Regions from separate parts of the Homo sapiens genome. Here region 1 is linked to region 2. Evidence: chromatin contacts called from ENCODE Hi-C or POLR2A ChIA-PET data. All regions are on one chromosome and are shown on one strand. The core of a region is the stretch at or near the end of the contact, and the rest is flanking DNA. Distances in the headings are between cores, read along the strand shown.

Region 1 (3,795 bases), core at 1,258-3,757, 460 kb after region 2:
CCTCTCCCTGACCTCTTAACCTGGGGGTTCCCAGGGTTCAGGCAGGTCCTTGTACTCGCCCAGTTTCAGGGCTTCACATGCCTTCTAGAGGCAGACCTCCAAATCTCAACCTGCCACCAGTCCTCATGACTTGCGCACACAGATGTCTCCTAACAGCTCCCACTGCACACGCCTGCATGATTTTCTTCTCCCTGCTGTGACAAATGACCACAAACTTCACTGCTGAAGCAAAACAAATGTGTCCTTTCATAGTTCTGGAAGCCAGAAGTAGTGGCGTCAGGGTGTTGGCAGGTGGTTTTTCTGGATGGAGGACGAGCTTCTAGAGGCCGCCTCCATCCTTGGCTCGTGGCCCCTGCCTCCTTCTTCAAAGCCAGCAGCGTAGCATCCTCAAAGGTCCCTTTCTGACTCTGACCCTCTGGCCTCCCTCTTATAAGGACCCACTTTGTAATCACATTGGGCCATCTGAATAATCCAGTATAATTTCCCAATCTCAAGATCCATAACTTAATCATACCTGCAAAGTCCCATTTGCCACAAAGGTGATATATTCTGGGGACTGGGACAGGGATATCGCTGGGGGTCATGATTCCACCTTCAACCATGTCCAGATAAAACCCTAGAACTCTGACCTTCCCTCCACCGGCTCTTCCCATTTCAGACATTGCTCCTGGCTGGCCTGACCTCCCCTCACCCTCACCAGCCCATCAGCAACATCTCTTGGCCCTCTCTCTGAAATACACCCAGGACCCAAACACTCACTCCTCTCACTGGCGCTGGCCCAGGCCTGCACAGCTTTCACCTGGGCTAATGAGCTAGCCTTTGTTGGCCTCCCTGCATTCCAGCTCCTGTCTCACTCAGGGTCAAAGCCAGGGCCTCAGAGTGGCCTGTCCAGCCTCACAGGGGGGGCCTCTGTGCCTTTTGGGCCTTCTTTTCAGCCCCCTCCCGTCCCCCACTGAATGGGGCAGGCAGCCCCTTGCTCCTGTCTGCGTGGTGCTCCTTCTGCCTGGAGCCCCTCACCTCCTTTCAAGGGGGCCTTCCTACTCCACCCCCACCGCTGCCTGCTGGCTTGGTCCCCTCCTTGCTCTGGGCTACTTTCGCCAGCATCGAGCTTCTCATGCATGTGTCCTCTGCTCACCGCCCATCTTTCCCATTAGAAGGAAAGTCTCATGAAGGCGGACTCTCCACCCGTGTTGTTTACCCGTGTATCCTGAGTGGCATTCAGCTCCACAACACGATGGAGGCTCAGCACACATTCACTGAACCGGTGAACCAGGGATGGACATCACCCGGGGCTCAGGGCAGCCAGATCTTCTCAGGGGAAGGCGGCCGGCACAGGCTTGCCTTCCTGGGAGGTGGAGTGAGGACAGGGCTTCCTGTGGGGAGGAGCTCAGTGAGTGGGATGGTGGCCCTCAGAGCTGGGCTTCTGCTGGGGTGGGGTCTGGACCCGGGGATGAGGTGAGACTGGAAGCAGGAGCTGGGAGAAGGAGGCTGCCCTAGGCAGCTGAGGAGGAGGGAGAACATGCTACAGGGCTGGGATATTGGGGGCTGGGGAGGGGCCTCTTCATGAGAGCTGTGCTGCCCATGGTGTGTGTGTGAACGGGTGCATGTGGGTGCCTGTGTGGACATGCCTGTTGGGGGGAGCGTCTGCTCATGGTGCCCACAGGCGTGCTTCTGGCAGTGTGTGTCTGGAGGTGTGATTTGTGTGCATGTGTGTGTCCTTGTATATTTATGGAGCATCTGTGTGTGTGCATGTGTGTCTGTGTCCATGTGCATATGTGCATTCATACATGAGTGTGTCTGAGTGTGCCTTGGTGTCTGGGAGTGAGCGCGTCACCATGCATCTTTCTATCTGGATGTCTGTGCACATGTATAAATGTGTGTGTGTCTGGAAGTAAGCATGTGAGTGAGTAAGAGTCTGCATGTCCTGCTGTGCCCCCGGGCTGGGCATCTGTATGTGGTGTGGTGGCTAGCCGTGCATGGTCATGTCTGGCCCCACGCGTGGCCCCGGAGGGTACACATTTGTGTCCATGCACGCGGTGCCTCTGCAGCCAGGCTGCAGCCAGGCCCTGCCAGCCCGCTCCCCTCCCGCGTCGGGCTGACGGCTGCCTGGGGCAGGTCTGAGGAGCCAGAGAACTCTTCGCGCTGTCACTGTTAGGGAAATCTGTGTCATCAGGCGCAGGACTGGAAAACAGCCAGCGCAGGGGGCCCTTGAGCCCGAGCCCTCCCCGCCCGCGCTGTCACCAGGGCCACGGGGCTCGGGTTAACTGATCGCAGGGAAAAACCCATTAAGCGCCTGCCTCTCCCAGTCATCCGTTATCGCGCGGACGGTCGCTCTTCTTCACGTAATTGGAGAAACTTTTCCCATTACCCGCTGTCTCTGCGAGGCGGCTCTCCCGCCCCCGCACCCTCCCCGCGGCCCCTCTGCCGTCACGCGGGTTCTTTTCCTCCTCCTTAAGAGGCTGACCTAATTTCCACTCTTTGTCATTTTCTCCCGACCAAACTCGGAGTCGGCTTTCTCCAGGAGCTGCTAGGAGCCTGGGCTCCCACTGAGCAATCCAGAGCAGCGTCTCCATTTCCTGGGCTCTCCAGGCCATCGCAGCCCCCGGCCCTGCCACGCACCGGCGCAGCCCCTGCACTCGGGCGGCCCTGCCTCGGCGGGATGAGTTCGTCCGAGGTGCATACAAGATGAGAAACAGAGCGCCGGGTTGCAGTGCCAGGCACCGAGCTGGGCTCCCCGAAGGCAGGCTCCAGTCCCTCTTCCCTGCTTCTTTCCGTGGGAAGGCAGAGCTGACTGTGGTTTCCAGAGGGGCAGCAGCAAAAACGAAAACATACTGTCCTCCTCCAGCGGCTGGGTCCTACCTGGGGAGGGCCTGTGTTCTTCACCAGCCTGGCCCCCAACCCCAGAGGGGAGCCCGGACAGAGGTTTTCTCTTGCTGCCTGGGTGCCTGAAGTTGGCAGATTGGCCTCCCAGGGACCTTGCTGCACCCTTGCCCCGCCTTGAGTCAGCCTCTGCACCTCTTAGCGTCCCTGGGAGGAACCCCCTCCCTGGCACCCATCGTGCGCACTGCGACCTGGACAATGCCCCAGCCAGCGTCAGTTCTGCTCCCTGTGAGAGGCACGGACCAGGCATGGTCCTGACTGCGGCTGGGTTCCCTGGGGTATGTGAGTGCCCGTGGGCCCCGTGGGAGGGGGTGTCCCACCCAGTGCCTCAGGCCTGGAAGCCAGGGTAGAGCCTCAGTGGACACAGCCTCATGGCAGAGGAGCTGCAGGAACGCCCTTGGACCTTTCTGCTTCCCGAGGGAGGCAGACTTATGGGGAACTGAGCTGGAGAGGGCCTCCATAGCTCAGTCCACACCCTGATGCCAGCCTCCCAGGAGGCTCTGGTGGGTGAGACCCGAGAGTGCAGGTTGCCAGCAATTTGGGAACTTTCCTGGGATTTCATTCAGCTTCTCCCTGACCTCCTAACCTGATTCCCTGACCCTCTGACCCCTACCTCCTGGACCTTAGGTAACCATTGCCACAATCCCTGCCCTGCAGACCTCCACACCAGCCTCTTTCCCCCCCTGTGCCCCGCCTCCCTGCACTGCCAGAATGTTGCTCCTGGCCCTGGGCTAGGAGATGGCTCTGGCCGTGTCCACTTGTGACTGGGTTCGCTAGTGCCCCTGGATTCTGTCCCTCTGGGGAGGGTCAGTCATGGTTCCTCTGTCCCCCAGCTCATCCTCACCTGGTGCCACCTGATGCCCATTGGCACCCACAGTTTCAGTCCTAAACTTGGAGCAGGAGGGCAGGCTGCCC
Region 2 (3,994 bases), core at 416-2,915:
CCTTGATCAGGTCCAGGAACAGAAGAATGAAGGAAGAAGCAGAAGAAAGGAGGTGAGCAGGGGTACCAGTTAGCTGTTGCTGTGTGACAAAACACCCCAAGGCTCAGTAGGTTCAAATAACAACCGTGTAGTACTGCTCATGAGTCTGTGGGCTGGCAGGATGCTTCTGATCATCTGAGCCGGACTCAGCAGGGCTCACTTGGGTATCAGCTACACATCAGCATCTGGGATGGCTCCGCTGCTGCTGAGTGGTATCTTTCTGAGTGGCTAGCAGGCTAGCCCAGAGATCTGAAAGGAAGAGGAAGCATGCAATGGCTGTTACAGCCTAGCCTCAGAACCTGAATCCCCTTACTTCTGCCACATTCTGTGCACCAAAGTGAGTCACAGGCCAGCTCAGATCCAAGGGCTGAGAAATGCACTCTGCATCTTCTCAGGAGTTACTGCACAGTCACCGGGCTGAGGACACATATGCAAGGAGGGCTGCAAAACCATGGCCACTGTTGTAAACAACCTACCATGGGGACGGAAAATAAGGATTTTTTAAAGGTAGCAAAAAGTTACTTCTCTTACCACGTGGGATCTCTTTTCTTTTCTTTCCTTTATTTTTGTTCAAGACAGAGTCTCACTCTGTTGTCCAGCCTGGAGTGCAGTGATGCAATCACAGCTCGTTGGTGCCTCAAACTCCTGGGCTCAAGCAATCTTCCCACCTCAGCCTTCCAAGTAGCTAGAACTACAGGTACATGCTACTGCAACTGTCTGATTCTTTTTTTGTAGAGACAGGGTCTCACTATGTTGCCTAGACTGGTCTAGAACCCCTGGCCTTAAGCCATCCTTCTGTCTCAGCCTCCCAAAGCACTAGGATTATAAGCATGAGCCACTGCACCCAGCCAGATCTTTTTTTCCTCTGTGACCCGGGCAGAAATGGACCATTTTCCAGATGAGAAATCTAGACCTTCTGTGTGGTGCAGACATTGCCGTGTTCATTTCCCTATATTCCACATATAACGAAGTCTCTGGGTGGTCCCAGGCTGGAATCCAGTACATCGCTGGAGCAGAGCATTGGACGGGAAACTCTCCCACTGTGGCACGTGGTGGCAGCCGAGGTCTCCAACTGAGGCTGTCAAGGGAAGGAAGAGCTAGCTCCCCACCCGCGCCCGCTTCTTTGCTGAAGTTGATCTTTCCAGAAACCAAGCATGGAGGTTCTGAGGGTAATGGAAGTGCCTGCTCAGGCGGAAACTTAGAATTATGCCAGCTGCTCCCTTGGCTGCAAATGGAGACCTTAAGTCACCTTGGAACAGACTCGCCTTATTATCTCTGGAATCTCCTTAAATTGTATAAATGCAAGGCAGGCCGTCACTGCTTTTTTTGAGAAAGGGTGCAGATTGACCCTCGCTTTCTCTGACTTGGAAATGTCTGCCCTTCCAAAGAATCCTTAATACACAACGTCAGGGAGAAGGGGGTGGCAAATTCACCCAACGGCCAAGAGCCTGCCAGAAAAAAGGGATTTGGGACTCTGTTCCCTTCTTTTATTGGAGCCAGAGGCTCTCAGAGAGGCCCCCGGCGGGAAGGGTGGCCAGGCCCCAGAGTGTACCTCTCTGCAAGAGAAGGACAGAGTCTGGCTGGGGGTGGCCTGAGCAGCCGTGCAGCCTCGGGTTCTTAAACAGGGTGTGGCAGAGGCTCAGGCCCTGTGAGCAGCCAGGCATTCAAAGAGCTGTCGGCTTAGAGCCTCCCGGAAACACCTGCCTCTGGGGTTCTTGAACAACTTGCGCGGCCGGGAAGCTTGTACGCCCAAGATGCAGGATGCCTGTTAATCGGAGCAAGCGGGAGGACGAAAGGAAACCATGTGGCAGGAGATGGGCCCCTCTGTGTGCGCAGCTGGACTCGGCCCTTTGCTCGGATCCTAGCACTCATGACAGCTGGCCTCACGAAGAGGTCCTCTGGTTGGCCTCTGCCTCTCCGATTCCCGCACCCCTTAGAGCTAAGGCCTCTGGCACTCCTCTCTACGACCCCACGGTCCTTTCTCTGCACCACCCCACGGTCCTTTCTCTGCACCGCCCCCACCCCATCCCTGGGCACAGGGCCTGGCATCAGTAGAGGATTCTTGCGCGAATTCGGTGCACGCCGAAACATTCTACAGAACCCATTTCCACTTTCAGCTGCGTGGGCCCGGCAGGAACGCGCTCTTCCTCGCGGGCCAGGCAGGCAGCCCCTTGGGCTGGACGCAGGTACCTCCCCACAGGGCTTCTCAGAGCGCCAGATCGCAGCATGCACTTCTGAAGGCGGCCGCGAGGTGGCACTGCGGCTTCTTGGGAAACAGACAATGCGAGGTCTCCTTTCAGAGGATCTGGCCTGGGCTGCCCACTGACCCGCGCAGGCGACGGGGACGGGGCACGTGCCTCCCAGGCACTGTCAGTCGGCCACCCACAGGGACCCAGCACCTCCAGGGCCGGCCAGTCCTGCCCAGAGTGGTTCCCAGGGGAGCTGTGTTCCAGCTCGGTGCCTCCACCTCCAGGTCTTGATTTCCTCTTAAAATAAGGAGGATGACACAGATTACAAGGCAATGAATAAGAACACACTCTATGAACTATAAAGCCGGGCAGAAATGCCTGCTGTGGATGCAGGGATGAAGAGGGACAGGAGAACCCAACGCTGCTCTTAAGGAATGTCCTGGGGGCACGACTAAAACTCACCATGGGCCGAAGGCAGGGTGAGGCTTCGGAAGTGTGAGAGGCTCCGAAGGCATCCTCCTAAAAGGGAACCATAGAAACTAACAAAGCTAAGCGCTTTGCAGCTGGAACTCATTGAAGCCTCACATCTGCCTCTGATTCTCTGTAGATTCTCTACCTTAATTATCCCTATTTTACAGAAACTAAGGCCCAGGGAAGCTGTGACCTGGGGGAGCCCTCATGTTAGTGAGTGGGCAGGAGGGATGCAGAACTGGAAGTGGGGAGAGGCACTGGAGGGAGATGGGATGGAGTGAGAGAGGGCAGGAAGGTGAGAAGGATGCCTGCAGGAGGGAAGCAGGGGCAGCATGGGGCCCTCGGCAGCCCACAGCTTCTTTCCTTCTCCTCCCAGGAACTCCATCAAGGTCCCATAAAACTGGGGCCGGCACATTGGCCTCTCAGATTTGGTTACTATTCACTTGCAGAAACCACGTAACCTATAAGAATGCATTTTATTCCTCCACGGCAAAGGTATTGTCTGCTGGTAAAAGCTGCAGAGTAGTAGTTATTGGAGGTGCAACCGGTTTCTGCAAGTTCTGATATCTGGAGACAGATCAGAAACTAGGAGTCACTGGGAGCTGAGTAACTTGATTATTCCACTTCATGTGGTTTCAATTATACATTTATTTATCTCACAGCATTATTTGTGCTTCTCATCCTTCAAACGTGATGTGTGGAGCAGCTGAGAATTTTCCGAGAGGAGATCTGAGTGTGCTTCTTCCTGCCTGTCTTCCTTCCTTTTTAATGAATACAATAATTAGTGGCTAAATAAAATTCGCCCACAGGATAGGTGCATACAACTGCTTCATGAATTGGCAGATGACAGTAACGGGCAGCAAGCCTGGAAAACCTATCACACAGGCTCAGAGCACCTCTTTTGTCAACTTATGACGAAGAACATCTATAGGCTCAGGAAAGAAAATTCAGCAGCCAGGGAGTGTGGATGAATTTCTTAGGTCTGGCAGACAAGATGTTTATGTCACACACAGGACTGAAATTCTAAGCCGCAAAGATATCAAGCCTGGGCTTGGAGGAAGATCTGGAGTTTTCTTCATTTACAAAGTCTGTGAATCCTGGATTATCCCACACTTATCCAAGACACAGGGAAGCAAAAGACACAAGGCTTTTCTTATGAAAAGCAGAACAAGGAAGACTTGGGAGTCCAACAAGTGAGGTTCCAAGACCCAGCCTGCAGGAGTACGGCTAGGGCTGGAAGTTGTTGCCCATCCCACCAAGACTTGTAGGCCAACCCAGTGTATCCACACTCAGTC

Evidence for each region. A loop is a pair of places that touch in the nucleus more often than their neighbours do. ChIA-PET counts read pairs that join two places held with the same protein, here RNA polymerase II (POLR2A). Pooled maps may share reads with other maps.
Region 1: a map with no recorded cell type shows a loop between it and region 2 (5-fold over the local background). The contact joins two enhancer-like sites. A Hi-C loop is called at or near these places in 1 of 37 single-sample maps with no recorded cell type and 2 of 50 pooled maps. POLR2A ChIA-PET finds 5 or more read pairs at or near these places in 1 of 52 experiments (IMR-90).

Annotation. Positions count from the first base shown.
Region 1 is chr3:127,133,269-127,137,063 of GRCh38, forward strand. No RefSeq gene overlaps it. Among named protein-coding and RNA genes, the nearest start is that of PRR23E, 58 kb to the right of the region's middle. Within about 2 kb of position 2,508, at least 8 of the 41 ENCODE cell types and tissues checked have a DNase peak (open chromatin) inside an H3K27ac peak, as active enhancers do.
Region 2 is chr3:126,677,130-126,681,123 of GRCh38, forward strand. No RefSeq gene overlaps it. Among named protein-coding and RNA genes, the nearest start is that of TXNRD3, 24 kb to the left of the region's middle. RefSeq lists enhancers at 1,746-2,352, 1,868-1,967. Within about 2 kb of position 1,666, at least 2 of the 41 ENCODE cell types and tissues checked have a DNase peak (open chromatin) inside an H3K27ac peak, as active enhancers do.